2 separate regions of the Homo sapiens genome follow, and region 2 is linked to region 1. A link is a contact called in ENCODE Hi-C or POLR2A ChIA-PET data. All regions are on one chromosome and are shown on one strand. The core of a region is the stretch at or near the end of the contact, and the rest is flanking DNA. Distances in the headings are between cores, read along the strand shown. Region 1 overlaps STK32C (serine/threonine kinase 32C). Region 2 overlaps INPP5A (inositol polyphosphate-5-phosphatase A).

Evidence for each region. Hi-C counts contacts between places; a loop is a spot of excess contacts on that map. ChIA-PET counts read pairs that join two places held with the same protein, here RNA polymerase II (POLR2A).
Region 2: a map of DLD1 shows a loop between it and region 1 (8-fold over the local background). The contact joins two enhancer-like sites. A Hi-C loop is called at or near these places in 1 of 168 maps with a recorded cell type or tissue (DLD1). POLR2A ChIA-PET finds 5 or more read pairs at or near these places in 1 of 52 experiments (activated CD4-positive, alpha-beta T cell).

Annotation. Positions count from the first base shown.
Region 1 is chr10:132,227,510-132,235,150 of GRCh38, forward strand. It overlaps STK32C (serine/threonine kinase 32C), which reads right to left. Exons shown (of 12, transcript NM_173575.4): 3 at 468-619. Among named protein-coding and RNA genes, the nearest start is that of DPYSL4, 44 kb to the left of the region's middle. RefSeq lists an enhancer at 2,744-2,823. Within about 2 kb of position 2,867, at least 13 of the 41 ENCODE cell types and tissues checked have a DNase peak (open chromatin) inside an H3K27ac peak, as active enhancers do.
Region 2 is chr10:132,611,400-132,618,785 of GRCh38, forward strand. All of the region lies in intron 2 of INPP5A (inositol polyphosphate-5-phosphatase A), which reads left to right. Among named protein-coding and RNA genes, the nearest start is that of INPP5A, 77 kb to the left of the region's middle. Within about 2 kb of position 4,957, at least 3 of the 41 ENCODE cell types and tissues checked have a DNase peak (open chromatin) inside an H3K27ac peak, as active enhancers do.

The DNA.
Region 1 (7,641 bases), core at 1,617-4,116:
TGGTGGTGGTAATGGTGGTGACAATAGTGATTGTGTTGATTATAGTGATGACGGTGATGAGAGTGATGATGGTTGCAGTGGTGATGGTGGTGGTGATGGCGATGATGGTGGTGATGGTGATGGTGATGACAGTGGTGAGTTTTTCAGTCCCTAAACTCTCTCCCTCTCTGACTAGTGCCAGAGACTCCATGGGAGCACATCTCCATTGTAGGGAAGCCCTGGTCTTCCGGCAGGCTCAGAAGAGACACTGCATTAACCAACCCCAGCATGTCATGGCCACCTGGGCCACTGCCAGGCCTGGGGCACAGGAAGGGGGATAGATGAGGAGGGCTAGAGAGGGCCTGTGGGTGGCAGAGGCATCTCCGAGGCACGAGGGCCAAGGAGCACCAAGGGCAGGAGAGGATAGCCAGTGCCTTCCCGGCTTCAGGACGGTAAGTCTTTCTGCAGCGAGGCCATGGCAGGCTCACCAGAGGTTCACCAGGAAGACGTGCTCGATCTCCTGCAGGATCTCCAGCTCCCGGAAGACGTTGCGGACCTCGTCGCGCTCGATGCACTGCTGCTTGTTCATGTACTTCATGGCGTACATCTTCTCCGTGTCCCGCTTCTGCACAATGCACACCTGGAGGGCACAGGGCTGTTCGGCAGGACGCCTGAGGACGCCTGGGGACACGTGGGGACACCTGGAAATGCATGGGGATGCCTGGGGACGCATCGTCAGGACACAAGGGGACACCTGGGGACGCGCCGCAGCCCCTCTGCCTCCTAGACGCGGCAGGTGCATTCCTCTCTGCCACATATGGTAACATATTTGCTCTGGGGATTAAGATGTGGGTGTTTTGGAGGCCGTGATTCTGCCCCCCAGAGGTTCCTGTACTGGTTAGTGTGTGGCCCTGGCGGCACCTGTCTCAGTGACATCCTGGCTCCATGGCTGTTAGTGAAGACCCCTCCCTGAGACTCAGTCCTGCGTTTCAAGTCTGCAGCAGGACACATCTGTCAACAGGCGCTATCTGCAAACAGACAGGGTCCAGCCTAACAGCATCCAGGCGTGAGTTGGAGCCAAGCAGTGGCTGGTTGTGCGGGGAGCGCCCCTCACCAGCCACGACCTGGGCATGGAGTTTTGCCTTCCTAAACCCCAACATCCTTTTCCAGGGCTTGGAGCAGCAAGCAGCCCGGAGGGGTACTGGGGAATGAATGCGAAAACCCACTGAGCACAGAGCCCTGCGCTCAGGAAGCCTCATCAACCATGGCTGCAGCTTCACCCTGGACGCACATCACTCCACACTCCAGAGACCGACTCCCGTCTCAACACCGTGAGGCCAAGGCCCCTCACCCTGTCCTGCAAGGAGACACACAGAGTGAGCGTGGGGCTTGGGGGCCACCGCTGCCACCACAGTGGGACCCCCTCCGGGGCGCCAGTCCCCACATAGCTCTTCAGGCCTGTACCCTCTGAGCATGGATCATCGGTGTCAACACTGATGCCGCAAACACACGGCTAATTGCTTAGCAGTGAGGATGAGAGTGAGGTGACGGGTGAGAAGCATCAATGAGCAGGGGGGTCCCTTGTGGCCAAGGATGTCAATCAGAATTGAGGATGAAGATCCCCAAAGGGAAGCCAGGAATTAAGGCACAAAATTGTGAGCAGCAGAGCTAACCCCTGTCTGACACTCAGGTTGGGAGAGACCTTCCCAGGACAGGTAATCCAGACCCGTTTCCAAGGCCTTCCACAACCTCTGCTCTCTGGTCCTCAAGGAGTTGGAGCCCAGCAGGGGGCCTGGAGGAAATGGATGATTCTGGATCTCAAGGTGGGCCACAGATGGCCCTGGGCTCCTGGCTGCATGCCCGGAAAGCGTGGTGGCACACACCCGTAGTCCCAGCTACTCAGGAGACTGAGAAGGGAGGATTGCTTGAGCCTGAGAGGTTGAGGCTGCAGTGAGCCACGACTGTACCACTGAACTCAGCCTGGGTGACAGGGCGAGACCCTGTCTCTAAAAAAATTAAGTCAGATGATTAACAACCTTAATTCAATCTGCAATCTTCATTCCTCTCTGCCACGAATGGTAACATGTTTGTTCTGGGATTTGGATGTGGGTGTTTTGGAGGCCATGATTCTGCCCCCAGAGGTTCCTGTACTGGTTAGTGTGTGGCCCTGGAGGCACCTGTCTCAGTCACATCCTGGCTCCGGGGCCCTTACTGGAGACCCCTCCCTGAGACTCAGTCCTTTTGTGAAGCAAAGCGGTGACCCTCCCTCCCGCAAGGGGCCACTGGGAGTCACACTGTGCACAGAGCACCGGGCTGGCCCAAACTAAGAAAGCATGTCTGATGGTGCCAAGCGGTGGCCTGGGTGGATCCGGCTGCAGCACTGTGGTGCGGGAGACAGTGGCTTGGCCTGGCACCATGGGCTCTAAGTATGGCCTCTCCAGGAAGCTGACAACAGGCGTGGCCTCAGCACCTCCCTGCCCGGTGGGAGGGGAAAGCTGAGCCTGAAGGGACAGGAAGAGCCTTGTGTTGGGGGCTGCCCAGAGGCGCGTGTGCTGATGGGGGCTCCTGAACACGCGGCCACACCTGCTGAGGAGCGGGGGCAGCTGCAGGCAGCCCGAGAACAGACGGAGACTAAGCTTGAACGAGGCCGCCTTGGGAGGGCGGGGCGGGGCGGGATTTCTCCTGAACTTCCTGCATTTCCTATGACCATTTTTTAAATTGTTATTTTGAAAGCCAGTTGAGGGTTTCAGAATGACAGTGAGCGTAAGCTGCAGCAGCCCCTGGCTGCCCCTGGCAGGACCCCCTCCTGCCGCTTCCCACTGCCAACGGGGCAGAGTCGCGTGGCTCGGCAGCACGGCCTTCCTCCCATGCACACGGCCGCAGGAGGCCGAGGAGTCCCGTGCCCGGGATGGAAGCCCCAGCCTCACTCTGCACAGGCGCAGAAGCAACGGTGCTTTCCTGCGCCAGCCCCAGCACCCGCGGCCTCCTGCAGACGGTCACTGCAGGCTCAAGGCGGCCACTGCAGGTCTGGAAACTGCTCCAGAAAGGCTGTTTGTTGCCCTGGGGCTGGGACCAGACAGGCTGTGAGACAAATATGGTGGAAAATCCGGCCCTCACCCTCTGCCCCTCAGGAGCCTGGCTTGGGGCCACTGGCTGGGGCCAGGGCTCTTGCTGCTGGGGGGGAAGCTGGCGGGGGGGGGGGGGCTGCAGAGCCCACCTCTGCCTGGAGCGGCGCCAGCACCCGCAGCCCAAGGCCGTCTTCAGCCGGTCCCAAGCCTCAGGCTTTCTGTCGCTTGTGCACCACCCCAGAAAGCTGCCTGCCCAGGCGACCCAACCCTCTCCAGGCTCCCTCTGCCCCTCCTGCTCACGATGCAGCTCAGCTCTTACGGGGGAATCTCTGGAAGAACACGCCTTCCCTTGGGGTGCTCAACCCCCACAGCCCACTCACCAGGGGACAGGGCACCTGGGCTTCCCGTGCCCTCTGGGCCCTGTCACATGTGCGGCGGACACAGACCGGGTGTCTACTCCAGACAGGACCTCACCCTCCTGCCAGACAGGCTCACCCAGGACCACCCGCTTTCCCAAGCATGTGGCCTGGGCTCCATCTGGGACCAGCCCCTTGGCCCTGTGACCCAAGCCTGCTCTCCCCGTCACACGCATCCCATCACCCACAGCCAGGGAGCAGGGACAGAAGAGCCACCTCGAGACAGGGCCTGGCCTCGCACACCCACGGCTCTGCTGTCCACCAGAACAAAGCAGCAGATCCACTTGCCTCCAGCCTGTTACCCCACCTGGGAAACAAACTGCCTGGATGGTGGAGCCATCAGCCACAGTCCAAGCCCCTGGCCTGGCCCTGTGGGAGGAGCTGCCCTGAGGAGCAAGGGGAGGCAGGGTTACACTCAGGTCTCCCGAGTCTTTGGGCTCTGTGTCCTGGAACATTCTCAGCTCAACTGCAGTTCAAGAAAAGCTTGCAAGTCTTCCTATATGCCAGCCCCATGCAAGGTACTGGCAGTGCAGGGTGAGTGGCCATGGTGCCTCCCTGGAGACCCTGGTGGAAACGCCTCGATCCCTCACAGCAGGCCCGAGTGCGTCCCCAAAAGACACAGCCACCAGGAGCCTCGGAATGTGGCCTTATTCGGAATAAAGGTCTCTGAAGATGTAATTAAGTTGAGGATCTGGAGGTCCTGAATTGGGATGGGCCCTAAAGCCAATGATAGACACCCTGATAAAAGACAGAAAAGAGAAGATGACGCAGGCATGGGGGCGAGGGAGTGTGAAGGTGGAGCAGAGGCAGTGATGTGAAGATGCCAGCCTGGGAATGGAGTGACATGGCGGCAAGCTGAGGACACCACGAGTGGCCAGCAGCCACCAGACGCCGGGAGAAGGCACAGCGGGTCCTCCCACGGAGCCGCCCAGAGGGCCCACCCTGCCAGGTCTCAGGCTTCCCATCTCCAGGACTACAAGAGAAACTTCTGTTGTTTGCAGACACTGAGCTACGGAACTTGGTTGTGGCGGGAAACTCGCTTTCTCCACGCCTCCTGTGTCTCTGCATCCCTGATAACACCCTGCAGACTCTGAGCACCTGCGGCCACGCCTGCAGGCAGCAGCCTCACCTGCGCTCACGCTGCGCCCTCACCGGAGCACCTGCCAACCCAGCAGCCCACTTCCCCTAATCTCCTTCACCATTTTCTGACCCAGGCCAGCAGGTGGGGAGCCTGTCCTGCCCCTTATCACTAGGACCCGCCCTCTGAGGCCTGGACTGTCAGGCACGTTGAAGGTGGTTTGGGGTGGTGTGGGGTTTTCCGTTGAAATGGATTTGATTAAGTCAATCACATCAAAGTGCTCTTAGGTGAAGACAACAGAGAAGAGGGCGGGTCCGGCAGGCTCCCTCGGGCCCCTGATGCAGGAGGCTCCAACGAGCGGTGGCGTAAAGCCCTGGGTTTGGTGCAGTCTCTGTCTGGAGGGACCTCAGCACCCGAGATCACGCAGAGCAGTGTTTACAAAAAAGACTGGAAACCGGCGGCCTTTTATGACCAGGCCTGGGGGGCTGAGGGCAGGCAGGTCCGACTCAAACGCTTCCTCCAGGAAACTGGTCCCTGCTTTCCCAGCCGCTTCCTCCAATCACCAACTTAAGCCCAAAGAGAAAATGGAGTTTGAGGTCTCACCACAAAGAGGAACAAGCCAACCCCGGGCTCCGGAGCCCTGGGCTTTTCCTATGAAACGCCACTGATGGGGAGGCCACAACGCCACCCGGAGCCCTGGGCTTTTCCTATGAAACGCCACTGACGGGGAGGCCACAGCGCCACCCGGAGCCCTGGGCTTTTCCTATGAAACGCCACTGACGGGGAGGCCACAGCGCCACCCGGAACAGGCTGGTGCCTGCAGCCATGTGACTGCCAATTCAACCAAATGCTGTTTATGCATTTGGCAGATTTAAGTGATTCACCCAAGCTCTTTCTCTTTCCAAGTAATTTTTGTTCCCCAGAAGCAAATGCCTGACCACAAGTACCTAAGGCCTCTAAACGGTATAATGAAACCACCTCCTAATCCTTCCTGGGGGAGCTTCTGGTGTCCCAAGGAGAAGTAGAGCCTGGGGACGTGGGGACAGCAGGGCGGGACAGGGCAAGGCAGGCTCCCTCCCAGGGTTCAGTGCTGGGTACCACAAAAACGGGAGGGTCAGTGCCCAGGACGGGGCTGGAGAAGGTGTCTGCAGCGGCTGAAGAAGGTGCAGCCCAGTATGGGGCCTCTGGGGAGGGCACTGGAGGCAGAGGGGTCCCCCAGGCAGAACCGGGCTCCCGTGCACTCCAGAGGCAGTTCCATCTCTCACTCTCCTCCTGCCCCTCCTGAGACCCCCCTGAAGCTGTTCTCTTGACGTCCCTGAGAAGCTGTGTCCCATAGGCCACTTGTCCCAGGTCCCTCTCCCTGGATGAGCTCAGGATTCTAACGCGGTGAGTGGGAATCCGTTTTGGGGTTTCAGTTTTCCCCCGATGCCTAGTGGCTGCTTCCTAGGCCATGGCTGGTGAAGTTAAGACGCCTCACGAGGCCACAAACCTCTCAAGAAGAGGTGGACCCTGGCAAGCTCACCAAGGGGCCTGGGTGGCGGCTGTAGTGGCCATGCTGCGATGGCACCACCTGGCACTGAGGCTCTTGTTCCATCCACTGCAGATGGCAGAGGGGGGTCTTTGTCCCAAGAGGCTGGGAACCCCCCATGCCCTATGGCTGTCAGGTGTTGGTGGCCAGGCAGGGGCACTCAGCCCACCGGCTTCCCAGGGGACGGAGCTACCTCCCAGGCCCACACGCGCTCCCGCCTAAAGCCCTTGTTTAGTCAGAACATTGCCGTGGGGCTAAGGCACACAGTTGCTGCGACTGCAGGATGGCCCCTTCGGCAACAGCTGCCTCCCCTCAGCTGCTTCATGCTGGCTGGAGCCTTACTGGGCTTGGAAGAGCAGATGGGCTGGGGCGCCGTCTGAGTCCTCGCCACTGTGGAACTACTATGGACATACTGTTTTCTGGTGCTTGCATGCAAGCGATCGTTCCGATGAGGTCTGGGATTCTTGGCTATCTTCAAACAGAGCTTGGAGATGCTGCTCCTGAGTGGCTGAGAACCTGTGGCCTCGTGGACTCTCCCACTTGGGGATAACCAAGGCTCTTAACACCTTGCCTGGCTACTCCCAGCTCTCCTCGCCCTGGGATCGAGGACCTGTGTGCAGGATGTGCATAATCCGTGATCCATCTTGAGGGCCACCCTCCATGCTGCCCGAGCTTGACAGCCGCTTCCAAGGGAGCTCTGCCGCTGTTTCTCCCTTGTGTCCTCCTGACACTTCCCGATGCATCCCCGAGTTCTGGGAGGCACCTCCACGTCCCTTCCTCTTCTGCCACATTCCCATGCCTTGCCACGGTCCCCTCTGAAACAGCGGGGGTTCCTCCAGCAGGTTTGCCCACTTCGCTTTTTCTGCCTTGCCCTGCTGCTAGGTGAGGTCTCTATGAATTCTTGGGGGGACTCTGGGTGCTCCTTCACTCAGAGAGCTTTCTCTCACCTGTTTCCACACAGCTCTGAGCCCAAAGGGTTTCACCCTCCACACCCTGCATCCTGTGCTCTGTATGGCCCCTTCTGAGCTTCCGGCCCCTTCATGCCAGGGCTCTCCCCCTCCTGCTTGGGGAGTGGTGGGATGCCGGGGCAGGTGTGGCTGCCATCCGTTCCTGTCAGTCAGGGACCACCTCTTCTTGCATCTCTGGCTGCCTCGAGCCTGTGGCTCTCATGAGCTGCTGGGGGGGCCTTGGGGGTTGGAGGTCAGGTAAAGACAGGAAGTCTGTGTTGTTCAAAGCCTTGCACATGGGCTAATTTGTTACAGCAGCCATTGGACACTTGTGCAGTATGCCCACCGGGGCAGGTGGGAAGCTTGTGTGGCACGCCCACCAGGGCAAGTGATGTGGCTGTGAAGGGACCTAGGGCAGGGATACACATTGTACAGGGGGCACCAGACACACGGTTGGGGAAGAAAGCAAGGTGAAGCTGTGACTGGTGTGAGCGGTGTGAGCAGTGTGAACTGTGAGTGGTATGAACTGTCTGAGTGGTGTGAGCTGTGTGACTGGTATGAACTGTGTGAGTGGTGTGAGCTGTGTGACTGGTATGAACCGTGTGAGTGGTGTGAGTGGTGTGAG
Region 2 (7,386 bases), core at 3,707-6,206, 390 kb after region 1:
GTCAGAGGAGGGTGTGGGAGGTGAGGAGTTCATGGGAGAGGCCCTGTCTGAGGAGGGTGGAGGAAGTGAGGTGGGCATGGGAGAGGCCCTGTCCGGGGAGGGTGACGGAGGTGAGGTGGGAAGGGGCGAGGCCCTGTCAGGGGAGGGTGAGGGAGGTGAGGTGGGAAGGGGAGAGGCCCTGTCAGGGGAGGGTGAGGGAGGTGAGGTAGGCAGGGGAGAGGCCCTGTCAGGGGAGGGTGAGGGAGGTGAGGTGGGCAGGGGAGAGGCCCTGTCAGGGGAGGGTGAGGGAGGTGAGGTGGGCAGGGGAGAGGCCCTGTCCAGGGAGGGTGAGGGAGGTGAGGAGTTCATGGGAGAGGCCCTGTCAGAGGAGGGTGAGGGAGGTCAGGTGGGCAGGGGAAAGGCTCCATCAGAGGAGGGTGCGGGAGGTGAGGAGGGCAGGGGAGAGGCCCCGTCAGAGGAGGGTGTGGGAGGTGAAGTGGGCAGGGGAGAGGCCCCATCAGAGGAGGGTGTGGGAGGTGAGGGGGGCAGGGGAGAGGCCCTGTCAGAGGAGGGTGTGGGAGGTGAGGAGGGCAGGGGAGAGGCCCTGTCAGAGGAAGGTGTGGGAGGTGAGGAGGGTAGGGGAGAGGCCCTGTCAAGAGGAGGGTGTGGGAGGTGAGGTGGGCAGGGGAGAGGCCCTGTCAGAGAGGGGAGAGGGAAGTGAGGTGGGCAGGGGAGAGGCCCCATCAGAGGAGGGTGAGGGAGGTTATGAGTTCGTGGGAGAGGCCCTGTCAGAGAGGGGAGAGGCGCTGTCTGAAGAGGGTGGAGGAAGTGAGGTGGGCAGGGGAGAGGCCCTGTCGGGAGGGTGTGGGAGGTGAGGTGGGCAGGGGAGAGGCCTTGTCAGAGGAGGGTGAGGGAGGTGAGGAGTTCATGGGACAGCTCCTGTCAGACAAGACCTGTGGTAGAGAAATGGTGTCTTATCACATGGTGAGCCTCTCTTTCCCATTTTCTGTCCTGTTGAGTTAGAATTGTGATGTTGTGTTTTGTGGGGTTTGGGGAGGCTGTGAAGGTGCCCTGTTTTGGGGGTTCGGGGAGGCTGTGCAGGTGCCCTGTTTTGGGGGTTCGGGGAGGCTGTGCAGGGGGCCTGTTTTGGGAGTTTGGGGAGGCTGTGCAGGGGGCCTGGCACTCCTAGGGCTGCTCCAAGCTGGCTGATGGTGGTTTGGGCTGAGGCCCGGTTCCCCTGCTGGTTTTGCTGATCTGGGACAGTGGCGCTGGCTGGAGGGGCCCTTGCCCCTTGCCTGGCCGTGTGCGTGGCCCTCGGCTGTGAGGGGCTGGGCTGTGGCTGGAGCCCATGTCCGCTCTCTAGGCTTCCTGGTTTGTGTTACATTTTGGCAGCAACAGCTGTGTGTTAAGCTCAAGCTTTTGTTTGTTTTCTTTTAAGATGGAGGCCTTGGGGCAGTGGGGTGGGGGTTGGAATTCTTTTTGGGTTTTGGGCGCATCCAGGAGGGGCCGGCAGTGGGGATGGGTCCTGGCTGCTCTGTCCCATGGAGCAGGGACAGTTCCCGCGCATTCGGGTCTCTGCAGCCTGTTCAGTGTGGGACCGTCTGCACCAGAGGCCATGGGGGAGGGCAGTCTTGGGGAGCAGGCGGCAAGACCCCAACTTGACAGACCTCAGATCCAAGGCTCAGGCCGCCCAGAATCCCCACGTACATGTCCCATTTCTTTCATTTCTTTCCCTTTTACCTTTTTTTCTTTTACTTATGGCTTAAACAGTTACTGTGAGCGTTGATAGTAGAGTTCGCCAGTGGTGCTGGAAGTGAGTTCTGAGCGAGGTGGTTCCTCCTGTGACCTGCAGCCCCTGGAACGCCACGGCCCACAGGACCCCCTCCTTCCCGAGTCCCCCCGCAGGGCCCCCTCCTTCCCGAGTCCCCCCGCAGGGCCCCCTCCTTCCCGAGTCCCCCACTGAACAGAGGCCCTGCTGGGCGGTTTGTGGGACCTGACAGAAAGGTGGGCAGGGCTCTTGGAGGTGGACAGCAGCACCTGGCGTCCTTTCTGGAGACTCAGCCTTTATGAAAGACAGTAGAGTCATTTGTAAAGAAAAATAATGAATGATGGTTTGCTCTGTGCAGTGTGTCATTTTTCCTGGTTGCAAAACCAAATTTTCTTGGTTTTCTTGGAAAAACCTCTTCAGAAGGAAGAAATTTCAGTGACACTTAGAACAGAGAATTCTCAAAAGTGAGATTTCAGCGCCAATCCCCACTCTCGATTTCAATGCCAATCCCCACTCTCATGCTTGTTTTAGCCTGACTTTGTTTCTTAGGCTATCAGCCAGTTCAGCGGCTGCACTGAGGGGCCTCGGGCTGGTGGGTTTCTGGCAGTGAGTGGGCCTCGCCAGGGCTGGATCAGACACCTGGTGGTCTCCATGACCAGAGCCCACTGTGCCAGCAGCTCAAGGGCAAGGGGTGGATGAGATGCCTCGACACTGGGCCTCTGACTGTTTCGGGTGTTTTTAAATCCTAGAGTTTCCATTATACAATTATTTTTCAAAATAGCCTTGAAGAAGTGGCTTTTATATAGGGAAGAACTAAATATGATCTTCATGGTCTTTTAGAAACCCTTTCTGTAAAACTTGATCCCTGTAGAGAGTGCAGGAGACAGCGCAGAAAAGCCTGTGTGTGCCTCCATCGCCAGTCGTGAGCACCCTCGACGCCTTTGGGACCCACGGCTTTCGAAGATTAGGTCCAGAACTCAGCCTGGCACTGGAGAGCTTGGCACGCCTTCCCAAGTCTTGAGTCCCCAGGCAGAGCCTGGACGGCACGATGGCTCATGCCTGCAATCCCAGCACTTTGGGAGGCCGAAGCGGGTGGATCACTTGAGCTCAGGAGTTCGAGACCAGCCTGGCCAACATGATGAAACCCCGTCTTTACTACAAATACAAAAAATTAGCCAGGCATGGTGGTGGGCGCCTGTAATCTCAGCTACTTGGGAGGCTGAGGCAGGAGAATCGCTTGAACCCAGGGGTCAGAGGTTGCAGTGAGCCGAGATTGCACCACTGTACTCCAGCCTGGGTGATGGAGTGAGACCCTGTCTCAAAAAAATAAATAGATAAACAAAGCTGCAGAGCCTGGGCTCACCCTGTGCTGGCCTCCTCAGCTGTCCTGTCCACCCGTCCAGGTTCCGTCCTCTCTCCTGAGAATCAGACTCACAGACTCATCACCAGGGGTTCCAGAATCTTCTCTATGTCAGGAGGGGCTCAGGCCCCAAACACAGGAGCCAGCCCCCGCTGCTGTCTTCAGAATGCTTATGGCCCCTCCCACATTCCTGTGTTAACATCCTGCCCCCAAGGTGGTGGCCTCAGGAGGCCTGGCTCTGGGGGCCGATGAGATCGCAAGGAGAGGACTCCATCCCCATGAATGCAATCAGTGCCCTGAAAGAAGAGGCCTGAGTGCTGCCTCACCCCTTCTATCCTACAAGGACACGGCAAGAAGGTGCCGTCTGTGAAGAGTGGACCCTCCTCGTGGAATGGGCTGGCCTCGCTCTTATCCTCCCAGCTTCAGGTGCCCTGTGGAGCACACGTCTGTGGCGTAGGCCCCGCAGGCTGCGGTGTTTTGTTGCCGCAGCCTGAGTGAAGAGAACGCCTTCCCGTGACGCGTCCAGCGTTGGGTCAGTGTGGAGGACCCGATAAGAACGCTTGCTGGGGGATGCCAGGCTGCACTCAGATGGAGGGATGGTGCGTGGGGCAAGAGGGAGCCCCGAGTCTGGGCCTGGAGCTGCTGCCCTCTGTCCCCACAGTGGCCCGATCCACGTCTCGAGTTGCTCTGAATTCCCAGCACTGTCTCGTGGCGGCCCGCAGCCCGTGGGCCACAATGGAGGGCTTCATCTCAGAAGCTTCCCATACTCCTTGCCTGTCTTCCAAGTGTGGCGTCCGGAACCAGCTCAGGATGCAACTGCTGGTTTTAGCCTTTAAAAAATGTGCACCCTGGAAGCACATGGGATGCTGTATGAGGAAGACTTCTGTGTGGCTTTCACACGTGACTTTTCTGGCCCACCGAGTTTCCTTCTAAACCCCCAGGCATCTGGGGTGAAGGCCCGTGGCCGCTGCTCAGTGGAGTTGGAGGAAGTGGCTGCTGGGTGCGGGGAGGCTCCTGAACTCTCGGAACCTGGAAGTTCACTGCGCTTGGTTTGACCGAAGGGGTGGGACCCAGCCTGCATTCGACACACAGCTTTGCGGCTGCATTTCTGCCCCTGGTGAAGCAGCTGGGCAGGCCCCTTTGCTTGAGGGCCCCGTCTTTGGGGTAGGAACTGGCCCTGCTGGAGAGTGGGCAGCTGGGACTGAGGTGGGCACCCTTGCTTGAAGCTAAGAAGACCCAGGAGAAGGGGCGGGCTTTGAGGACAGAGTGGGCCCTGGGTCAGTGGAGTGTAGGCACTGGGTTGGTGGAGGAGCTGGTTGGAGACTGAGGGGCTGGGAGGCCCCAGGCTGGGGCAAGGGGGTGTCTGCCGCTCTGGGCGGCTGGGATAAACAAAGCTGTGCAGCTGAGCCTCTCAGCTGAGAGGCTGCGACCTTCATGGCCTGGTGGGCCTGGCACCTGAGGCCCTGGGCCTGGGGAACAGGGGCCTCCCCTCTTAGTGGTGATGGGCTTCACCCTCTGTAGCTGCCGGTTCCGGGTCCTGTGGGGAGCGGTGAGGGATGGTCGTGTGCGTCGTTTTAGGAGCATGTGTGTGAGCGTGAGGATGCCCATGGCCAGTGGACATGCCTTCCTCCTGTCCTTGCAGCCACTGGAGGGGAAGCTTCTTGTCCTTAAGTCAGACCGGGAGGCAGACGGGCCCTGAAAGAACCACAGGGTGGCGTGGGAGGCAGCTGCAGTGGGAGGTGCCTGTGCTTTGTTGGTTGTGAACAAGCATCCAAGGGAGGACCACAGTGGCAGATGTGCAGTGTGGGGCATGTGGCGTGCAGGGACGCCGTGGGCGTGGTGTGGGGCACGTGGCGTGCGGGGACGCCGTGGGCGTGGTGTGAGGTATGTGGCGTGCGGGGACGCCGTGGGCGTGGTGTGGGATATGTGGTATTGGGAACATGGTGGTGACGCAGGATGTGGTGGTGGTGTAGAATGTGGTGCTGATGGATGTGGTGTGTGTGGGATGCTGTGGTCACATGGGACATGGTGTATGGGACGTGGTGGTGACATAGTGTGTGTTGGTGATAGGGGATGGGGTGGTGACATGGGATGTGGTTTTGGGGTTGCAGTGGTGACATGGGACATGGTAGTGACATGGGACATGGTGACAGGGTAGGGTGTGGTGGTGATGGAGGTGGTGTGGTAATGTGGCGTGGAGGATGCAGTGTGGGGGACATGGTGACATGGCGATGTGTCATGTGGTGATGGGGGACGTGGCGTGGGGGATATGGGGTCCTGGATCTCCTGTAGCTCTGGCCAGTGGCGAGTGGCACCATGCAGCAGGGAGGAAGGCCAGCTTCACGCTGCAGGAGCTCCTGGGCAGTCTGTTCTGGGAGTGAGGATGTTTGGGGGTTGTGGAGCCATCGTGCTGGCCAGTTGCTTTGCTGCGCTGGTGGGGAGAGGCCGCCTGAGGTCCTTCGAAGCAGCCTGGGTCTGTCTGCTCCCTGGGGTCAGATGCAGGCCGCTTCTGCAGCTTCGGCATCATGTCCCAGCCCAGCCCCGCAGCCTTCACCTGTAGGAAGATTCTGCAGGCTCTCTCTCCCTCCATCATCTGGTGACTCCTCAAACACCGCGCCCTGGTTGGTGGCTGTATTGATTCTTGGTCTCCCAGTGACGAGCTGAGGTGGGGAGCCACGAAGCCACAGGCTGAGGCAGAGCCAGGACAGACCCTGCTTGGCCCTGGGCTCTGGCTCTTTGCAGGCAGCTCAGCAGACAGTCCCCGCCCTTCAGAGCTCCTGTGCAGTGTGGCTTGGGGCAAAGCCACCCTGTGGCTCTCTCAGGGCCCTTCTGCCTCCTGGTCTGATCTAAGGACAAGAAGCTTTCCCTCCGGTGACTGCAGGGACGAGAGGAAGGGATGTCCACCGGCCGTGGGCATGCTCACACTCACACACGCTCACTGCCTGGGTGAGAGGCGGTGGAGGACCCCTTTCCCAGAGGGAAGGTCTCCTGTGAGCCACACCTGAAGGGTGTGGAGGAGCGGCTGTTACCTGCTCGTGTGGCCAGTGCAGATCTTGAATCCTCAGACTGCAGGTGAGGTAGCCAGGACATCCATTGTGACCTTCTTCCTGTTGACAAAGACAGTACATGGAGTGGAAGCTTCTGGCTATCTGTGCATTGCTTCACCGAGCACCTGACTGCGTCTGGCACGTGGCGTGTGTGGAGCAACTGCCTGCCACACAGAAGTCTGAGGATACTGATCAAAGCAGAAAAGGATAAACATTCTTTCCTTCCCCAGTTTTGCCTCCAGCATGATGCACACCCCATCATATGTGTTTGCCTGCGTGGCTGTGGGCAGGTGTGCAGTCCACAAGTGGGTCATCCACAAGTGGGCAGCAGACACATGTGCGTACAGCTTACTCTCTCTGCCTTTTTTGTAAGCTGGGAAATCTTTCTATGTGAATTAATATATGCTGTCTATCTTAATAGCTTCAGAATATTTTATGATATAGTTAGGCCTTAATTTTTTAAAGTTGTTTTTCTGTTGGACCTTGAGGTAGTTTAAAGTTTGCTTGTGGGAATGAGGATAAATTTTAAAACAGGATATAATGTTGTCTGTCATGCAAATATAAAATGAATAGGTACTTATTCACTTTAAATACCTATTTTAAAAATAGAGTTTTAAATTGAGATAATAAATGTTGTTTATTTATCAGGGAGAGACCCAGTAAGATGTAGAACTGGTTCAGGGAAGAATCCAGAATGTAGGCAAATAGCTTCTCCCATCAGCAGTACTGACATGAGTGTGCTTCACGGATGCAAGGCTGGCACTGTCCACAGGGTCATGATCCATCACATCTGCTGGACATTGTGCATTTCTGTGGTCAAGAATCATTTCCATCATCATCAGCTTTTAAACTCACAGAGTTGCAACATAGCTCAGAGACAACTAAAGGTAGAGATAACCCAAATAGGTGAGCTAAATGGAGGCACTCTCATTATTGCTCATTTTAAAGTCTTTCACAGTTTTTCCTGATGGTAATTTTAAGAATGATGTGATAGGCAGTGTCTGTTTCCAGCTAACATGGAAGAAGAGTGTATTAGGCCATTCTTGCTTTGCTGTAAAGAAATACCCGAGACTGGGTAATTTATGAGGGAAAGAGGTTTAATTCGCTCACGGTTCGCAGGATGTGCAGGAAGCTTAGTGCTGGCACCTGCTCAGCCCTTGGAGGCCTCATGGAATTTTCAGTCAGGCAGAAGGCAAAGGGGGAGTAGCCATGCCACACAGTGAAAGCCAGAG